Linked DNA regions of Homo sapiens: region 2 is linked to region 1. Evidence: chromatin loops called from intact Hi-C (ENCODE). Cell type or tissue: CD4-positive, alpha-beta T cell. All regions are shown on one strand. Links, peaks and the distances in the headings refer to the core of each region. The heading gives the core; the rest is flanking DNA. Region 1 overlaps PAFAH1B1 (platelet activating factor acetylhydrolase 1b regulatory subunit 1). Region 2 overlaps METTL16 (methyltransferase 16, RNA N6-adenosine).

What was found. Hi-C counts contacts between places; a loop is a spot of excess contacts. Peaks named below come from ENCODE experiments on the same cell type or tissue, not always from the same donor. Only the 100,000 strongest peaks of a DNase experiment are listed, where the experiment ranks them.
Region 2: a loop joins it to region 1, with 2.4 times the contacts of the local background. A loop is called at or near these places in 6 of 110 quality-filtered maps.

The regions. Positions count from the first base shown.
Region 1 is chr17:2,670,871-2,680,186 of GRCh38, reverse strand. PAFAH1B1 (platelet activating factor acetylhydrolase 1b regulatory subunit 1) reads right to left here. Exons shown (of 11, transcript NM_000430.4): 7 at 7,430-7,532; 8 at 5,899-6,127; 9 at 3,581-3,682; 10 at 1-23. Among named protein-coding and RNA genes, the nearest start is that of MIR6776, 17 kb to the left of the region's middle. In CD4-positive, alpha-beta T cell, for the core only: CTCF peaks have their summits at 4,493 and 4,692 (motif pointing right); a DNase peak (open chromatin) is centred at 4,696.
Region 2 is chr17:2,477,501-2,488,364 of GRCh38, reverse strand. METTL16 (methyltransferase 16, RNA N6-adenosine) reads left to right here. Exons shown (of 10, transcript NM_024086.4): 3 at 10,480-10,679. Among named protein-coding and RNA genes, the nearest start is that of METTL16, 29 kb to the left of the region's middle. RefSeq lists a silencer at 8,440-8,619. In CD4-positive, alpha-beta T cell, for the core only: no CTCF peak of the experiment used is centred there; a DNase peak (open chromatin) is centred at 5,974; H3K4me3 peaks cover 547 bases; H3K27ac peaks cover 1,518 bases.

The DNA of each region.
Region 1 (9,316 bases), core at 1-8,000:
CGTACCCAGTTATCATGACCCACCTTAAAAACAAAAAAGTTATTTGACTCAGTAAAAGGCAAAATGTTTAAATAGCATCTATTTCATAATACGATAAAACTATACATACCAAAAACATCAAAAGACCAGAAGAAAATAAAAGTCTAGGGGATTCTAGATTAAAGGAAACTGAAAACTCATAAGACATGAGGAGTGAATATAACGTACGATCCCTGACTGGGTCCTGGATGAGGGTTAAAAAGAAGTCCCGCAGGGCATTATGGAAATAACAAGAACAAATCTCAATATGTAGTCTATCAATGGTAAATTTCTTGAGTGTGAATAATTTTATTTTGGTTATTTATATACTATCCTTGTTCTTAGGTGGTTCATGCTAAAATACTTGGGGGTAAAGTGTTACGATGTCTGCAAAGAACGCTCAAATGATTTCAGCAAAATATACACACATACATGAAGGAAAACCAACAAATGGTAACTAAGTGAAGGATATACAGGCATTCACTATATATCTATATATCCATCCATCCATCCATCCATCCATCCATCCATCCATCCAATCATCCAATCATCCATCCATCCACCCACCCACCCATCTATCTATCCATCCAATCATCCATCTAATCATCCATCTAATCATCCATCCATCCATCCATCCATCCAATCATCCATCCATCCATCCATCCAATCATCCATCCATCCATCCATCCAATCATCCATCCATCCATCCAATCATCCATCTATCCATCCAACCATCCAATCATCCATCTATCCATCCATCCAATCATCCATCCATCCATCCATCCAATCATTCATCCATCTAATCATCCATCCATTTAATCATCCATCCATCTATCCATCCATATTTCCCCTGTCGCAGCAGTTCTGTTCTTGCAATTTATCTTTAAGGACATGCCCAGAGATTTAGTTAGCAAAGATGTTCACAAAGCATTGTCTGTAGATCAGTGTAGAAGAGCATCTAACAACATAAGCAAGGATCACATACTTTCTAAATTAAAGGTTTGCTACAAAGCTACCTTAAGGGGCATGATACCATTTTTATAAAAAATAGCACATTCATCTACACATTAAAGAAAAAGGCTTAGAACTGCACAGTTGAACATGGTAGCTACTGTCCATGTACGCCTACTTTAATATATAATATTAAGATTACATACAACCAACAATTCAGTTCTTCAGTCTCACTAGCCACATTTCAAGAGTATAATAGCTGCATGTGGCTAGTAGCTACCACGCTGGATAGTGCAGTTATAGCACAGCACTGCAAAATTTTGTTTTGTTTTAAAAAGAGACAGCAACTCTGTTGCCCAGGCTGGAGTATAGTGGCATGATCACGGCTCACTAAAGCCTCAAATTCCTGGGTTCAAGTAATCCTCCTGCCTTAGCCTCCCAAGTAGCTAGGACTATAGGCATGCATCATCATGCATGACTAATTTTTAAACTTTTATTTTGGTAGAGACAGGGTCTTGTTATGTTGCTCAGGCTGGTCTCAAACTCCTGGGCTCCTCCTGCCTTGGCCTCCCAAAGTCCTGGGATTACAGGTGTGAGCCACTGTGCCTGGCCAAGAGTATGTTTTTCTTGTTTCTTTTCTTTTTTTTTCCTGGAGACAGAGTCTTACTTCACTGCCCAGGATGGAGGGCAATGGTGCGATCTCGGCTCACTGCAACCTCCGTCTCCCAGGTGCAAACGATTCTCAAGCCTCAGCCTCCCGAGTAGCTGGGATTACAGACGTGCGCCACCATGCCCGGGTTTTTTTTTTTTTTTTTTTGAGATGGTTTCACTCTTGTTGCCCAGGCTGGAGTACAATGGCGTGATCTTGGCTCACTGCAACCTCCGCCTCCCAGGTTAAAGTGATTTGCCTGCCTCAGCCTTCCCAAGTAGCTGGGATTACAGGCATGTGCCACCATGCCTGGCTAATTTTGTGTTTTTAGCAGCGATGGGGTTCCTCCATGTTGGTCAGGCTGGTCTCGAACTCCCAACCTCAGGTGATCCACCCATCTCGGCCTCCCAAAGTGCTGGGATTACAGGCGTGAGCCACCGCGCCTGGCCACGCCCGGCTAATTTTTGTAATTTTAGTAGAGACGGGGTTTCACCATGTTGGCCAGGCTGGTCCTGAACTCCTGACCTCAGGTGATCCACCTGCCTCAGCCTCCAAAAGTGCTGGGATTGCAGGAGTGAGCCACTGCGCCTGGCCTGCTTTATTTTAATTATATATCATCTTTTCTTAACAGCAACATGGTATAGCTGAACTCCGCTCAGAATACTACTAGAGGAGAGTTTCATTTTCTTTTTATTTATTTATTTATTTATTTTTTGAGGCGGAGTCTCGCTCTGTCGCCCAGGCTGGAGTACAGTGGTGCCATCTCCGGTCACTGCAAGCTCCGCCTCCCGGGTTCACGCCATTCTCCTGCCTCAGCCTCCCAAGTAGCTGGGACTACAGGCACCCGCCAGGATGCCCGGCTAATTTTTTGTATTTTTAGTAGAGACGGGGTTTCACCATGTTAGCCAGGATGGTCTCAATCTCCTGACCTCGTGATCTGCTCGCCTCGGCCTCCCAAAGTGCGGGGATTACAGGCGTGAGCCACCGTGCCCGGCCGAGAGTTTCATTTTCTAATCAGTTCTTGAAGATGCTTCCACATATGTCTGTCATATCCTACAGAGAGACAATCACTTCAAGGTATCATTAGCACCTAAAAAATCTCTAAACAAATGTGGATGCCAAATTATAAAAACTACTACTAAACAAACATCCACAGATCTCCTTGGAACTCCTTTAGGCACATAGGAATGTCCACAATCCCTTACTAGTATTGACATATCTTTCTATGGAAATACAGATGCTCCTAAATAAGCCAAATAAACTAGATCATGTGAGCAAGGAGGTATAACAGTTAAAAGGATTCATATAAATAAAGTGAAACAGAGAAACAAACATCTTCAACAGTGAACAGGTCTCTAAGAATGCTGCTTTTTCTCCGTAAGAGATATTACACATTTGTTTTATTTTATTTTTTTTGAGATGGAGTCTCACTCTGTCGCCCAGGCTGGAGTGCAGTGGCACAATCTCGGCTCACTGCAAGCTCCACCTCCCGGGTTCACGCCATTCTCCTGCCTCAGCCTCCCGAGTAGCTGGGACTACAGGCGCCCGCCACCACGCCCAGCTAATTTTTTGTATTTTTTGGTAGAGACGGGATTTCCCCAAGTTAGCTCGATCTCCTGACCTCGTGATCCACCCGCCTCGGCCTCCCAAAGTGCTGGGATTACAGGCGTAAGCCACCGCGCCCGGCCGAGATATTACACAATTTTTAAAGATACAGTGAGCTAGCAGCATCTCCCCCTCAAACACCGACTGGCTCTACAGATTCTTTATAGAATCTGCATTCTAGAGAAATAACTTTCACATCACTATAACAACAACAAAAGCTAAAGGAAAACTATCTTTATAAAGAAGTTATTTTAAAGCCCAGAATAATTCAGATTATTTAAGATATCATAAAGCATTAATCCAAAAAGGTATAAACAGTGAAGATGCAAAAGAAATGGTAAGATTATGCAAACTTACGAGGGTCATAAGGCACATGCCAGTACTGACATCCCACATCTTAATAGTCTTGTCTCTGGATCCAGACAGCAAGAATGGCCCAGGTTTACCACTTTTTTTAGTCTACAGAAAACATAATAAAAATTAAGTTTCCCACACAAGAAGTTAGGTATGGACTTTAAATGGCTTCTATCTAATAATGATATATATTTCCAATTTTTTTGTTGCATTTTGGTTTTTTGTTTGTTTTCAGACGGAGTCTGGCTCTGTCACCCAGGCTGGAGTACCGTGGTGCAATCTTGGGTCACTGCAACCTCCGCCTCCCGGGTTCAAGCGAATCTCCTGCCTCAGCCTCCCAAGTAGATGTGATTACAGGCACGCACCACCACATGTGGCTAATTTTTGTATTTTTAGTAGAGATGGGGTTTTGCCATGTTGGGCAGGCTGGTCTTGAACTCCTAACCTCAGATGATCGATCGGCCCACCTCGGCCTCCCAAAGTGCTGGAATTACAGGCGTGAGCCACTGCGCCCAGCCCAATTTGTTTTTATCTGTTGAAATACACAAGTCTTTCACACCATACCTATGCTACACAGGAAGGACTCAGATAATGTAAGAACAGAAGTCTCTATTTAGGTTAGGACTCAGTTTTCATAAAACCAACAGATAATAAATTTACTTTTCAAGATTTCTGTAATCACTATTTAATTTAACTTTTACAAATCCAACCAAAACCAAATTTACTTATTTATTTTTTTGATCTGGATTAGGGAATATTTATTTATTTCAAGACAGGGTCTCATTCTGTCACCCAGGCTGGAGTGCAGTGGAACAATCATAGCTCACTGCAGCTTTGAACTCCTGGGATCAAGCAATCTTCCTGTCTCAGTCTCCCTAGTGGCTGGGACTACAGGAGTGTACCACCACACCTAGCTAAGTTTTTGAAAATTTTTTCCGTCATTAGTATAGTGGTGAGTTTAAAAAAAAAAAAAAAGTTTTCTGTAGAGACGGGGTCTCGCTATGTTGCTCAAACTCCTGGGCTCAAGTGATCCTCCTGCCTTGACTTCCCAAAGTGCTGGGATTACAGGCGTGAGCCACCACACCAGAATCAAATTTATGACATACAGCATGTAACCACCACCAGAGGGCAGTAAACAGAATCTCAAAATGCAATGGGCCAATCAAAATAAAGAGAACTCACAAGAGAAGATTCATTTAGAAAAATAAGTGGGATGGGGGTAGAGGGAGAGGAAACTGCCTCCTTTGTTTATTGACATGTAGTTTTAAAAATACATGATAGGAATGCCTCTGTCAAAATCAATGTGAAGCCAGGCACAGTGGCTCACACCTGTAATCCCAGAACTTTGGGAAGCTGAGGTGGTCGGATCACTTGAGGCCATGAGTTTGAGAGCAGCCTGGCCAACATGGCAAAACCTTGTTTCTACTAAAAATATAAAAATTAGCTGGCAGGGTGGTACATGCATCCGTGGTCCCAGCTACTCAGGAGGCTGAGGCAGGAGAATCGCCTGAACCTGGGAGGCGGAGGTTGCAGTGAGCCGAGATCACGCTACTGTACTCCAGCCTGGGCAACAGAGTGAGACTGTCTCAAAAACAAACAAAAGTTTTAGACCATTCATTTTCATTCATTTATTAGAAACAGGGATCTTGCTATGTTGTCCCAGGCTGAACTTTAACTTCTGGACACAAGTGATCCTCTTGCCTCAGCCTCCTGAGTAGCTAGGACTATAGCCATGTGCCGCTGTACCTTGTAATTTTTAACATATTAATAATAAAGACCAAAACCATAAAGATCACAAAGAAATGCGTTAAAACTCCAGGCTCAGCTAGTACTTTTAAATGATCAAGAACATCAGAGGCTGCCATATGGATTAGTCTTCATTTAAAAAAACATTTATACTATCACATCTGGAATTAATTTTAAAAAATAAATACTGAACTGCATTTTACCATAAATTTATAAATAAAATCATTATCTTCATTAATGAAGGCTATTTTTCTGACAGAAAACTTTAACCTCTCCCTCAGGTTTTGTTTTACATTGAGATGATCTCATAACACTGATTTTTCTGATAAATTTTAATTCTTTAGGAGAATACCCATCACGTATCAAATCAAGGATAGGCTGACAGCAATAATCATCACTGGTTAAATAATGTAAACACATCAGCAAGCTGTGAAGAGTAGAGAATTTCAAGATTCAGAATTGCTGGATGCAGATTTTTAAATGCATTAACAGCCCTGAAACAGGGAATTAGCAAAGTTATCTAAGGACTTCAGATATCAGCAATAAAACCATGAAGACATTTGTATATACAGTACCTCAGATCCTGTTGCTTCAGAGATGGAGGAATATGAGCTTTCTGGAGCCCAGGAAATGCATTCTACCACATGCTCATGCTCTCGGAGCTCAGCCTTGCATTCCTTTGTTGCTACGACCCATACACGCACAGTCTGGTCATTGGAACAGCTGGCTATCAGAGTGCCATCTTGATTTGGCCGTACCATACGTACCCATTCTCTGTGTCCTGTGAATGTCTTCACACAGTAGCTGTCAATATAAATAATAACTTACACTGTGAATGACAATCATCAGGACACTTCCCAGAAGTGATATAAAAATATGTACTGGGATGAAGAGAATGGTACCAAGTTAGAGATGCAAGTCGACAGAATAAATGTACAATCCTGGTTAATTAAAGTAGGAACAATAAGCTAACAGACATATCATTAAGGAGCTAATAAAATCAACATCTAGAAGATAAAATATGTATAAGAAATAAAATCTTTCAAAACTAAATGCACACTTAAAAGTATTTCCAGCCATATTGGAAAAAAGCTATGCTCTACTAATCTGAGTAAAACTAGTAACTTTGTACTACAAAAATCAAGTGTAATTCTATGCACAACCAAATTCAGCCTAACAGAGGTATACCAGCACAAAGATTATTTACTTTTTGTTTTTTTTTTTTGAGACGGAGTCTCGCTCTGTCGCCCAGGCTGGAGTGCAGTGGCGCGATCTCGGCTCACTGCAGGCTCCACCTCCCAGGTTCACGCCATTCTCCTGCCTCAGCCTCCCGAGTAGCTGGGACTACAGGCGCCCGCCACCACGCCCGGCTAATTTTTTGTATTTTTAGTAGAGACGGGGTTTCATCGTGTTAGCCAGGACGGTCTCGATCTCCTGACCTCATGATCCGCCCGCCTCTGCCTCCCAAAGTGCTGGGATTACAGGCGTGAGCCACCGCGCCCGGCCAAAGATTATTTACACTTTAATTTAAACCCACAGAGAGATCACCTAAAAGAAGACCACAGAGGAAATAAGCCATTACACAGAAATGCTTCTCAAGGACATAGAGTCTCTCCTTACAATGTCTCTGTGCTCCTTTTTGGGAGACATGTACAGATCAAACTTAGTTTTAAAGTATATTTAATATGACTGTCATAATGATCATTCCGGGTTAAAGTCGAAGTGACTGCAACACCAGAACACAATTTTGTTTTTTATAAATATGTCTTTAAGCTGATGCCTTTTCTTTTTTTTTGAGACGGAGTCTCACTCTTGTTGCCCAGGCTAGAGTGCAATGGCACGATCTCGGCTCACTGCAACCTCCACCTCCCAGGTTCAAGTGATTCTCCTGTCTCAGCCTCCCAAGTAGCTGGGAATACAGGTGTGCGCCACCACACCCGGCTAATTTTTGTATTTTTAGTAGAGATGGGGTTTCATCATGTTGGCCAGGCTGGTCTTCAATTCCTGACCAGGTGATCTGCCCACCTTGGCCTCCCAAAGCGCTGGGATGACAGGTGTGAGCCACTGCACCTGGCCGCTGATGCCTTTTCAACTAAACTTACTTACCCAGTTTGCACTTCCCACATTTTTATAGTTTTATCCCTTGAGGCAGACACTATATGATCTCCATTGGGCATGATGGCTACTGAAGAAACATTGTGGTCATGGCCTAAAACACATAACAGCAATATATTATGAAGTAATATACCACCAAGAGCAATGAAACATCAATTGACCATGGGATTTTACCATGGGGTTTCACTATGTCAAAGCAAGTTCTAAATACACTGGATTTTATACAAATTGGATAAGAAACCTGGATTTACACGATAAAGTTAAAAAAATCAGTAAAACAACAACCCACAAGGAAATAGTCAACTCCATTTAGGATTAAATTTCAACCTGTACAAATGGTTTAAAAACAAAAGGCATCACGATTATCAACATTTGAATATATTCATATACTTACCTCAGTGAGTCTGAATGTTTACATATGAACGCTAGGGAAACATTTTTTTTTTTTTTTTTTTTTTTTTTTGTGAGGCAAGGACTTGCTCTGTTACCCAGGCTAAAGTGCAGTGGTGCAATCATAGCTCACTGTAGCCTTGAACTCCTGGGCTCAAGAGCTCTTCCCGCCTCAGCCTGTCGGGTAGCTGGAACTACACAGGTGTGTACCACCACATCTGGTACCACCACACCCACAACTATTTTATTTTTTGTAGAGACAAGGTCTCCATATTTTGCTCACACTGGTCTCGAACTCCTGTCCTCAAGCAATCCTTCCTGCCTTGGCCTCCAAAAGTGCTGAGATTATAGGTGTGAGCCACTGTGCCTAGCTTCTAGGTTGATATTCTAAGATATAAAAAAGATAAAGCAAATGGATACAAAAAATGGGGAATTGGTTCTCTGTTTAAAATGGTGGGCCAGGCGCAGTGGTTCATGCCTGTAATCCCAGCACTTTGGGAGGCCGAGGCGGGCGGATCACCTGAGGTCAGGAGTTCAAGACCAGCCTGGCCAATATGGTTAAACCCTGTTTCTACTAAAAATAAAAAAGTTAGCCGGGTGTGGTGGTGCTTGCCTGTATTGCCAGCTACTTTGGAGGCTGAGGTGGGAGAATCATTTGAACCTGGGAGGTGGAGGTTGCAGTGAGCAAAGATTGTGCCACTGTACTCCAGCTTGGGTGACAAAGCAAGAGGCCATCTCCAGAAAAAAAAAAAAAAAAAAAAAGGTGGTGTTGGGGGTAAAAAAAAAAAATGCATTAGAAAGAACTCTTTTTAAAGTTACAGCTAGAAGATACAGGCAACTTAAAGAAAAATAAATGATAGACCTTACGTGGCTCACGCCTATAATTCCAGCACTTTGGGAGGCTGAGGCAGATCAGGAGGTCAGGAGTTCGAGACCAGCTTGACCAACATGGTGAAACCCCGTCTCTACTAAAAATACAAAAATTAGACGGGCGTGGTGGCGCGTGCCTATAATCCTAGATACTCAGGAGGCTGAGGCAGGAGAATCACTTAAACCTGGGAGGCGGAGGTTGCAGTGAGCCAAGATTGTGCCACTGCACTCCAGCCTGGGCGACAGAGTGAGACACAGTCTCAAAAAAAAAACAACCAAAAAACAACAACAAAAAAACAGTGTTCATGCGTGGAATTCCTGTAATTATAAACTTCCCCAATGCATTTAATTTGGGACAGAGAAAACACAACCTTCAAATTATGCCCTCTAGGTAAACACAGTTTACTCATGTGTTAACGTGTTCCTTGTACAAAATCCCAACATTCAAATGTCATCATGTATAAAGAAACAACAAAAATCCCTAAGTAATGAGCATCTCCTATGTGGCAGGTACTACACCAAGATGATTTATCTTATGACTTCATCTTATCCTCATGACAACTCTATGACTCTGGTATTATTACCTCTGTTTTGCAGATGAAAGAGGTTTAAATTTTC
Region 2 (10,864 bases), core at 1,539-9,538, 190 kb after region 1:
GGCTGGTCTCAAACTCCTGACCTCAGGTGATCTGCCCACCTCAGCCTCCCAAAGTGTTGGGATTACAGGCGTGAGCCACTGCGCCGGGCTGGGATTTCCTTCTTTTTAAAGGCAGAATAGTATTCCATTTTGTGTATATACCACATTTGCTTTATCTGTTAATCTGTCAGTGGACCTTTAGGTTGCTTTCACCTCTTGGCTGTTGGGGTTAATGCTGCAGTAAATATGGGTGTGCAGATATCTTTTTGAGGTCCTGTTTTCAAATCTTTTGAGGTTTTTTTCATTTTTTAGAGTTGAAATTGTCTATATTTAAGGTGTACTGCATGATTTTTATTTTATTTTATTTATTTTATTTTATTTGAGACTGGGTCTTGCTCTGTTGCCTGGGCTGGAATACAGTGATGCGATCACAGCTCACTGTAGCCTTGACCTCCTGTGCTGAGTGATCCTCCTGCCTCAGCCTCCTGAGTAGCTAAGATTATAGGTGTCTGCCACCACATCTGGCTAATTTAAAATTTTTTTTTGTAGAGACAGGGTCTCTTTTTGTTGCCCAGGCTGGTCTTGAACTCCTGGGCTCAAGCAATCCTCCCGCCTCAGCCTCCCACAGTGCTGGGATTACAGGTGTGAGCTTCCACACTCTGCCCTCATTTAATCTTTAGCTGATTCCACAGTGGTTTCTAACTCTACCACTACCAAAGCAGCTCTTTAAAAGGTCTCCAGCAGCCTCATGTCACTGACTCTGATTTTCAGGGCTCCGTTGCCTTCTGAGCAGCAGGTCACTCTGCTGGTTGGTTTATCCTTCATGGATACCCTCTTGCCTTGGCCTCCTCAGCACCACACTGGAAAACTGGTTTTCCTTCTTCCACTCTGGTGTTCCTTTGTCTCCTTGTGGAACTTCCTCTGTAATGACTGTGCATACAGCTATTAAAGGAGTTTTCAAAGCTTGCGCCGCAGCTCTCTTTCCTTCGCACTTTATATTTTCTCCTTCATCGCTGTTATCCGTGCCAGGGCTTCACTTGTTTGTTTGCAAATCACTTACATGTTTATTTCTACACACCTCTTCTCTGGGCTCCATCTCCGCTTAAATGTCTCAGATGCAGCTCAGATTTATATTTCTCTTCAAAAACGGTTCTCTGCCAGAGTTACTAACTTCAGTTAGGGTGGCACCGCCTATCCTGTTGAGCAAGCTAGAACCTTGGGAGACTCATGTGAAACACAGCATCCCTTAGCTCACATATCATTTCGTTGCTAAATCTCACAGATGTTCTCTCCAAAATATCTCTAATTCCTTTCACTTTTCCCTATCTCTGCCATTGCTACCTTTATCTAGATATAGCCTTTTTTTTTTTTTTTTTTTTTTTGAGACAGGATCTCACTCTGTTGCCCAGGCTGGAGTGCAGTGGTACAATTTCGGCTCACTGCAGCCTCCACCTCCCAGGCTCAAGTGATCCTCCCACCTCAGTACCGCGCCCTACTCCCACTCCCCCGCCTAGAGTAGCTGGGAACACAGGTGCATGCCACCACACCACCACACTGACTAATTTTTGTATATTTTATAGAAATAGGGTTTCACCATGCTACCCAGGTTGGTCTCAAACTCCTGGACTCAAGCCATCCACCCACCTCAGCCACCCAAAGTGCTGGAATTACAGTTGTGAGCCACCACACCCAGCCTTTATCTAGCCTCTTAACGCAGGTATAGCAGTAGCTTCCTAATTAGAGCCTTTGCTTCCACTTTGTTCCAACTTTATTCTATACCATACCTAAATCCTTAACATAGAATATACTTTTATCAGCTGGGTGCAGTGGCTCACACCTGTAATCCCAGCACTTTGGGAGGTCGAGGCGGGCAGATCATGAGGTCAGGAGATTGAGACCATCCTGCCTGACACGGTGAAACCCCGTCTCTACTAAAAATACAAAAAATTAGCTGGGCATGGTGGTACATGCCTGTAGTCCCAGCTACTCGGGAGGCTGAGGCAGGAGAATTGCTTGAACCCGGGAGGCGTAAGTTGCAATGAGCCGAGATCTCGCCATTGCACTCCAGCCTGGGTGACAGAGCGAGACTCTGTCTCAAAAAAAAAAAAAGAGTAGTATCCTGGTGTGATTATTAATAGTTTTTCTTTCACTTTCAGAAAGTTTCAGACTGGACATGATAAAATTATATGGTCACTCTAATTATAATGCCCTACGTAATCTGGAACCTGCCTTCCTCCCCAGCTTCACCTTGAACTATATACGCTTACTTTGCTCTCTGCATTTGAGGCACAGTGACTGTCTCTTAGTACCTGGAATGCTCCAGAAGTTCTGCCTTAGGGTCTTTGTACTTGCGGTTTGCTTTACCTAGGACCCTAGAATGCCACGTTCCCTTCCCTTCGTTCCTTCCTTTGTGAATTTTTCTTCCATTGTCAGTTCTTAGCTTAGTTGTCTGTGCAGGGAAGCCTCCTCTGACCTTCCTAAGGCAGATCCACTAATTAGGGGGGGTCAGTAGTATCTTTTACCTGTCTTTTATAGCATCTGTCGCAGTTATAGTTTTACAGGTATTTAAGTGATTTCTGGATAATACCTATCCTCCGCCAGACCGTCCGCTTCAGAAAGGGAGGGATTGTCTGTGTTTGCTTACTGCAATATCCCTAGCATTTTGCGTAATACCTGGCACATAGTTGACACTTAATAACTATTTGTTGAATGAATAAAGGAATGCATGCCAGCTGTCACAGTTTCTTAAAAATTCTGACCTATTCTGTATACCTCAGTTGAACAAAGTAGTGCTCAAAATAAACATTTTTATATTTCACTTTTAAAAGTAGAGTAGCCAAGTACCCCAACTTTCTTTACAATTCTACTGTTTACAATTGAGTAGAGCAGTGGTCTCCAACCTTTTTGGCACCAGGGACCAGTTTCACGGATGACAATTTTTTCATGGACCTGTGGTGGGGGAGGGGTGATTTCGGGATGATTCAAGCGCATTACATTTATTGTACATTTATTACGTTGTATTATTTCATGTAATGAAATAATTATACAACTCACCATAGTGTAGAATCAGCTTGTTTTCCCGCAGCTTGTTTCCCCTCAGCTAGACGGTCCCATATGGGGGTGATGGGAGACAGTGACAGATCATCAGGCTTTAGATCCTCAAGGAGTGCTCAACCTAGATCCCTCGCATGCGGCGTTCCCAGGAGGGTTCACGCTCCTGTGAGAATCTAATGCTGCGCTGATCTGACAGGAGGCGGAGCTGAGGCAGTAATGTGAGCAATGGAAAGTGGCTGTAAATTCAGATGAAGCTTTGCTTGCCTCTCACCTCCTGCTGTGCGGCACAAGTCCTAACAGGCCAGGGACCAATATCAGTCCATGGCCCAGGGGTTGGGGACTCCTGTAATAGAGGGTGCGGCCCATTAGCCTGTGAATTGTATAAGGCTTGCAGTTATTATTTATTGCCCATATTAATCTTAAGAATCAGATCCATTTCATATGAAAACATGGATCACTGGTTTTGTTTGAAAGTATTAGAGAGCTGGCAAAACCGGGCTGGCAAATCCACACAACATTAACTACTTAGAGTGGTGGTCACCAGGCGCGGTGGCTCACACCTGTAATCCCAGCACTTTGGGAGGCCGAGGCAGGCAGTATGCCTGAGGTCAGGAGTTCAAGACCAGCCTGGCCAACATGGCGAAACCCCGTCTCTACTAAAAATACAAAATTAGCCGGGCATGGTGGTACATGTCTGTAGTCCTATCTACTCAGGAGGTTGAGGCAGAAGAGTCGCCTGAAGCCGGGAGGTGGAGGTTGCAGTGAGCTGATATTGCGCCATTGAACTCCAGGCTGGGCGACAAGAACGAAACTTCGTCTCAAAAAAAAAAAAAGAACAGAGTAGTGGTCATAACCTTTGAAATGGTCATTTGTGGCATCTGGCATAGTGCTACTAAAAGTGGTTATTGAACTGGCTGCTTAACCACAGACTATTTGTTACTGTCCACAGAGATAAGGACCTTGTGCCGTATGTTTAGGTTACCTCACATTTCTTTGGTTTAATTGACTTTTTAATGTGTTGTTTACATTCTGGCACAAGCTCTTTATCTTGTCAGGGACTGGCATTTTGAGTAGTACCAATAGCTATTCCTTATAAATATTTTGAAACCCCTGATTTTCACAATTACTTTGAAATGCCAGTGCAAAATAGCAATACTTTTGTTACTATTTACTGCCCTTAGATAATACTCTTTATCAAGCTTATTTTATAAGTAAGTTACTAAGTTTCTTTAATAGAGATTTTTCTGAAAACTTTTTTCTCCTCAAATTCCTTTTACCATGAAATTTTACGTTTGAGATATTAAGCCTTTGAACATAGACATGGGATATTTTTCCTTTTGTGTGTTTAGCAGTGAAATTTAGTTAATAGGTCAGGCTACCATTCTCGAGTTAAAGACACGAATGTGTTTGAATGCCTTAGCATGGTACTTAGATGTGAACTTCTTCGTCATATGTAAAACTTGACTTTCATTCCTATGTCATTGAAGGAAATGGAATTGGCCCATTTTTCTCACACACTTGACTGATTTCACAGGAATAAAATATTCTCGTTAGAAGTAAAACTGAAGTGCTTATAGATTTTATACCTTTTTATTGCTCATCATTTATCTTGTTGATCCTGAGTTTATACTGCTTTTAGTCGAGTAAGAAATACAAAGATAGTGCAAATCTTTTTTTTATGTGAAAATTGATTGAGGCCATTGCGTGCTATTGAGTAAAGCAGAAATGTGTTCGTGGTTGTTGCCCCTGGATTAACCCTCTTTTATTAGCCCCCATAAATGACAAAATTAATACATATCCAATTCTGATGTCTAAGAATAAACTTAATACCCCTTTAAATAGACTTAATGTATTTTAATGAGACTTTTAATTGCTAGCATATATTTATGCAATAAACTTCTGCTTCCACTGTCCTATAGAAGCTGTTCTTTAAAACCAACACCCACAGAAATGGAGTCAGTCACTTTTTAAAGTTATTATTCTCTTGACCTCCATCAGCATTTTATATTTTTAACCCATTCTACATAGTTGCTCATTTAATCCTTTTGATCCAAAAATTAAGGTTGTCTGTTGTGAAATAACTCCTATTTTCATTTTTATTTGTAGTTGTCTGGGATACTTTTGGTTAAGCTTTTATTTTCAACCTTTGGATCATTTTGTTTTAGCCGTAGTTTTTGTTTAAAACAGTTTATTGTAATTAGTTGGTTTTGTCTTTTGTAATCTAATCTGAGAGTATTATGAGTTTACTATTTACATTCATTTCACATTCATTTTATATCATGCTTTGTTCTTGCTGCTTTTTTTTTTTAACACTATATGATCTGATTTTCACCTACCTTTCCTTTACTGCCCCTGATTTTATTTGATTATATTATTTATCTTCATTCTTCTAGTGTTAATATTATTATTATTATTATTTTTGAGACAGGGTCCCACTCTGTCACCCAGGCTGGAGTGCAGTGATGGGATCTTGGCTCACTGCAGCCTTGATCTCCTGGGCTCAAGTGATCCTCCTGCCTCCTGCGTAGCGGGGACCGCAGGCTCACACAACCACCATACTCCACATCCAGCTAATTTTTGTACTATTTGTAGAGACGGGCTTTCGCCATGTTGCCCAGGCTGGTCTCAAGCTCCTGAGCTCAAGCAGTCCGCCCACCTCGGCCTCCCAAAGTGCTGAGATTACAGGTGTGAGCCATTGGGCCCAGCCAGTTTATCTTCCTAAATGTGTGCTTCTATCTCTGCTACTTAGTTTATCAGCCTTAAATGAAGTCTTTTGACCCTGTGTATAAAAGCTGAGGCACTCCCTCTCCATTTCCTGTTTCCTGTCCCGAATTTTGATTATGTGTATGTTGTCGTGGTTTGTAAACACTTACATTTTATTATGTAGCCACGGTTCACAGGTGTTTTCATCTTAGCTCTCTGGTTAAAATGGCTTAACTGCTCAGTGCCAGTTGTTTTGCTATACAGTAAGTCCTCAGTTAGTGTTGCCAGTAGATTCTTGGAAACTGCGACATGAATGAAATGATGTATAGCAGGTCCTCTAATAACGTCATTTCCTTATAAGTGATGAGAAAAAAATTGATTTTGTTACGTATGGTTTCGCTTAAAGTCAAAGAACCTATTGTCAATGTTAAGTGAAGACTTACTGTAGTTCCTTAATTTATCTCAATTGATTAACTTTTTCCATTAGGAATTTCTTCACAAAGAGCTCGTGAAAACTCTACTCCTTGAGTTCCTGTATACTCAAAATGTTTATCTGTTGTCATTATAATCAAAGTAAGTTTGGCTGAGCATAAAATTGTGTCACACTTTTTTTCCTCTAAGGGCTTTGTAGTCACTGTTCTTTTGTCTTTTACTATTGAATGGTGCTGTGTGGACATCTAAAAGCAGCCTCATGTACCCTACTGCGTCCCTAACCCCAAAATCAATTGTTTAGCTTACTTGCCTAGATATCTAAAGGATTTTTTTTTCTTGTAAGCCTTAAAGTCTGGTAATTTTTTTAGGTGTTGGTATTTCTAATTCTGTATCTTTTCCTGGGAACATAGTGAGCCTTCTATTTCTGGAAAGTTACCTTGAATCATGTCTTTGAATATTTCTTTATTCTAATCCTTTGGTTCTCTTATTCAGAATCCCCAGTTATCTGCAAGGGGGTCTTCATTATTAACCTCTCTTATGTTTACTACTTTTTCTTTACTTTTTAAAACTTCTTGCTCCTTTCCATTTCATTTGTTTATTGAGATATAGTTCATATACTATAAAATTCACTCTCATAACTTGGTGGTTTTTAGTATATTGACACGTGTACAACCATGGCCACTCTCTCCTTCCTGAATTTTGTTTAATTGTGCCTGCTTTTTTGGGTCTTGCTTGCTGTATCCCTTTCTCTTCTTCTCTGTATCGTTGAAGCATATAATACCAGTTTGTTTCATAATTAGGGGTATTAACTTTGGTCACTTCGTTAAGGGGGTATCTGTCAGATTTCTTCATTTTACTGTTATTTTATCCTTTCATAATCTGATAATTGATATCATTATCAAGGTAGTTGATAATTTGTGGGGAAGTACGTTGTGACTGTGTAAATATCCTGGGTTTTTTTTTTTTTTGTCATTGTTTCTTTTTTTTCTGAAACATGGTCTCACTCTGTCATCCGTACGGGAGTGCGGTGGCTTCATCTAGGCTCACTGCAACCTCTGCCCCTTCCAGGTCCAAGCAATTCTGCAAGCTCAGCCTCCTGAGTAGCTGGGACTAAAGGTGCATGTGCCACTATGCTTGGCTAATTTTTGTAATTTTTGATAGAGATGGAGTTGCACCATGTTGGCCAAGCTGGTCTTGAACTCCTGACCTCAAGTGATCCATCTGCCTTGGCCTCCCAAAGTGTTGGGATTACAGGTGTGAGCTGCCGTGCCCAGCCCAATATCCTGTTTTTCAACAAACTTTTACTCATTATTTTTAGCATCCATTGATAATTCTTAATTGAAACAATTATTAGCATGGCGATTGCCAAATGTAATTATCTAACTCTTTCATTACTTCTACATTTAAGGATGGACTCATGTATTTTATTCTATGGTCTATAATCCTTTGTTAGCCTTCTTCATTCACATTGACACAGATTTGGCCAAAGGGAGCCCCATCAAGCAGGGTCTAGTGTACTTCTGATTTGTTTCTATCTTCCTTTCAGCATGTCCTGTTTTCTAATACAATAAAATGCTTCGGGTTTATCTTGTACTTCCCTTTCCAATTCTGGAATAACCATTTATCCAAGGAACTCCGATTCCTTTGGGGAGTGCTATTTGGAAACCAAGGTCTGGCACTCTAGGTATGCTCGTAGCGATGGGAGCGTCATTGCTTCCAGGCTCTGGCTGTGTCTCTTCAGGGTCCACTATAGTCATCCTGTTTCTGTCTGCTGTAGATTATATTAAAGCTTCATTCTTCATCCCTTCCATTTTCCTCCCTATAAGTTAGTGTCTGGAAGCATTCTTAGAGGTCAGACGAAATCATTATATTCAGGTATGGAATGCAATTTTTGTATAGATAACAAATCTATATTCATGAAATCTGATGCTGCCCATCATCCATCTTTTTGCAAGGTCTTTTCCTGTGAAAGGTATGTTTTTTCTTTTCTTTTCTTTTTTTTTTTTTTTTTGAGACAGAGTCTCTCTCTGTCACCTAGGCTGAAGTGCAGTGGCACAGTCTCGGCTCACTGCAACCTCTGCCTTCCGGGTTCAAGCGATTCTCCTGCCTCAGCCTCCTGAGTAGCTGGGATTACAGGCATGCGCCACCATGCCTGGCTGATTTTGTATTTTTAGTAGAGTTGGGGTTTCTCCATGTTGGTCAGGCTGGTCTCGAACTCCCAACCTCAGGTGATCCACCCACCTCAGCCTCCCAAAGTGGTAGGATTACAGGTGTGAGCCACCGTGCCCGGCCAGTCCTTTACTTTTATAGGTGGAGAAACTGAGACCTAAGAACTGAAGTGACTTACGTCCATGGCAAATTGATTGCAGAGCCAAAAGTGGAGTCCAGATCTCCTAACTTCCATACTAGAACATTTTTGCTGTGGGGAGTGGAGAGAGATTGGGTTGATGGTACCTGCCTGAAGTTTCCATGGTTGCTGGGTGGAAACAGCACTCTTCCTTCTGTCTTGGCACTCAAGCATCCCGATGGACATTGAATTTTTCCAATGATTGGTCATTTGATGACCAGGCAGGGGAGCAGAAAAGGAGATAGTACAGACCAGAAGCTGTTTGAGGATGTGTTGTTGCCTGACCAGACACCTTGAGGCCAGAATTCTAAGTAGTTTCAAAACTCCTCCCTTTCATACCCCATCTACTGACTTTCTGCTTTCTTCAAAATGCTCTGTTGGCCAGGTGCAGTGGTTCACGCCTGCAATCCCAACACTTAGGCTGAGGCGGGAGGATTACATGGGCCCAGGAGTTCAAGACCAGTTGAGGCAACATAAGGGGCTGGGCCCTTTTCTCTACGAAAAAAAAAAAAAAAAAAAGCTTAGTGTGGTGGTATGCACCTGTAGTCCCAGCTACTTGTGGGGCCGAGGCAGGAGGGTCACTTGAGCCTGGGAGGGTGAGGCTGCAGTGAGCCATGATCACACCGTGCATTCCAGTCTGGGAGACAGTGAGGACCTGGCTCAAAAACAAAACAAAACAAAACAAAACCCACAAAAACCAAAAAAGACCCTGCTCTGTTTATAAATAAGGTCTGTTGATATTCTTTTTTAATATTTTCAGTTTAGCAGTATTTTGACATCAACATAGTTATATTGGTACAAGTTTCTTAAAAGGTTAAATACAAATATATCTTATGATCCATTCCTGACTGTCTACCCAAGAGCAGCGAAAACGTATGTCCACACAAAGACTTGTATGTAAATGTTCATAGCAGCATTGTTCGTGATGGTCAACAATCCATCATGACCGTGATGGAAACAACCCAGATGTTCAGGAACTGGTGAATGGATAAACAAAATGTAGTCATTCTTACTATGGAACATTATTCGCCCATAAAAAGAAGTGAAACACTGACAAGTTACAAAATGGATGAACCTCACAAACTTGTGTTAAGTGACCAGAAGACCTCATTATGATTTCAGTTACTTGAAGTGTCCAGAAAAGGCAAATCTATGAAGACAGAAAGTACATCAATGGTTGCCTCAGGCTAACGTTGGAAATGAGGAAAGACATGCAAATGGTCATGAGTTCTGCTTTTTGGGGTGATAGGAGTGTTCTAAAAGTGGGTTTTGGTGATGGTTGCACGACTCTGTTAATATACTAGAAACTATTCAATTGTACACTTACAGGTGAATTTTATAGTATGTGAATTATACTTCATAAAGCTTTAAAAAGTTACATTTAAAATTTGATGTCTGTAATATTTGTCATATTTAAGTATCTTATCCTGTGTTCATATTAAACATTTTTATACTGACTTCTTTCCACTTTTAAGTAGGATTTTCAAGGAATGCTAATGTCAGATGATGTTAATGGTAAGAGTAAAAACAGCTAGCATTTGTAAAATAGTTATTATGCACCAGACATTATGCTAAGTACTTCTCAGGTCATCTCACAGTAGCATTGTGATATTGGTATTACTGTCCTCATTTCACAGCAGAGGAAACACTTTCATAGAGGTAAATGACTTGTTCAAAGTCACACAGTGAGGAGACGACGAGACAGGAATTTGAGCCGAGTCATTTAATCTCTGTGCTCCATATACGGATATGCAGTGTTTTTGGTGGAGGATTGTACTGATTTTCATAAGCTGTGACTGTGTGAAACACTCGTGTATGTGCCACTGGGATGAGTGCTCTGTGTAACTGTGTGTGATCTCCCTGGGAGGTTCGGATGGGTATTTGGTTCTGCCTGTTTGCCGTAGAGCTTGTACAACATAGTGAATCTTACTAATCAGTTTTACTTCCTTTTCTTTATTCCTCAGCCTTAATTTTAAAGACCCCGAAGCAGTCAGAGCTCTGACGTGTACTCTCCTAAGGGAAGATTTTGGACTTTCTATTGATATTCCATTGGAGAGACTAATTCCCACAGTTCCCTTGAGACTCAACTATATTCACTGGGTAGAAGATCTGATCGGTCACCAGGATTCTGACAAAAGTACTCTCCGAAGAGGAATTGACATAGGTATATCATTTTAAATTCTTTTTTGGCTAAACAGTTTTCATAAGTTTTGCGAGATCAAATTCTTTGTAAACTTTTCTACTGGGTATTTGTTGTTGTACAAAAGAAGCTGGCTACAGATACAGGTTGAGCATCCTTAATCCGAAAATCCGAAATGCTTCAAAATCTGCAACCTTTGAGCACTGATG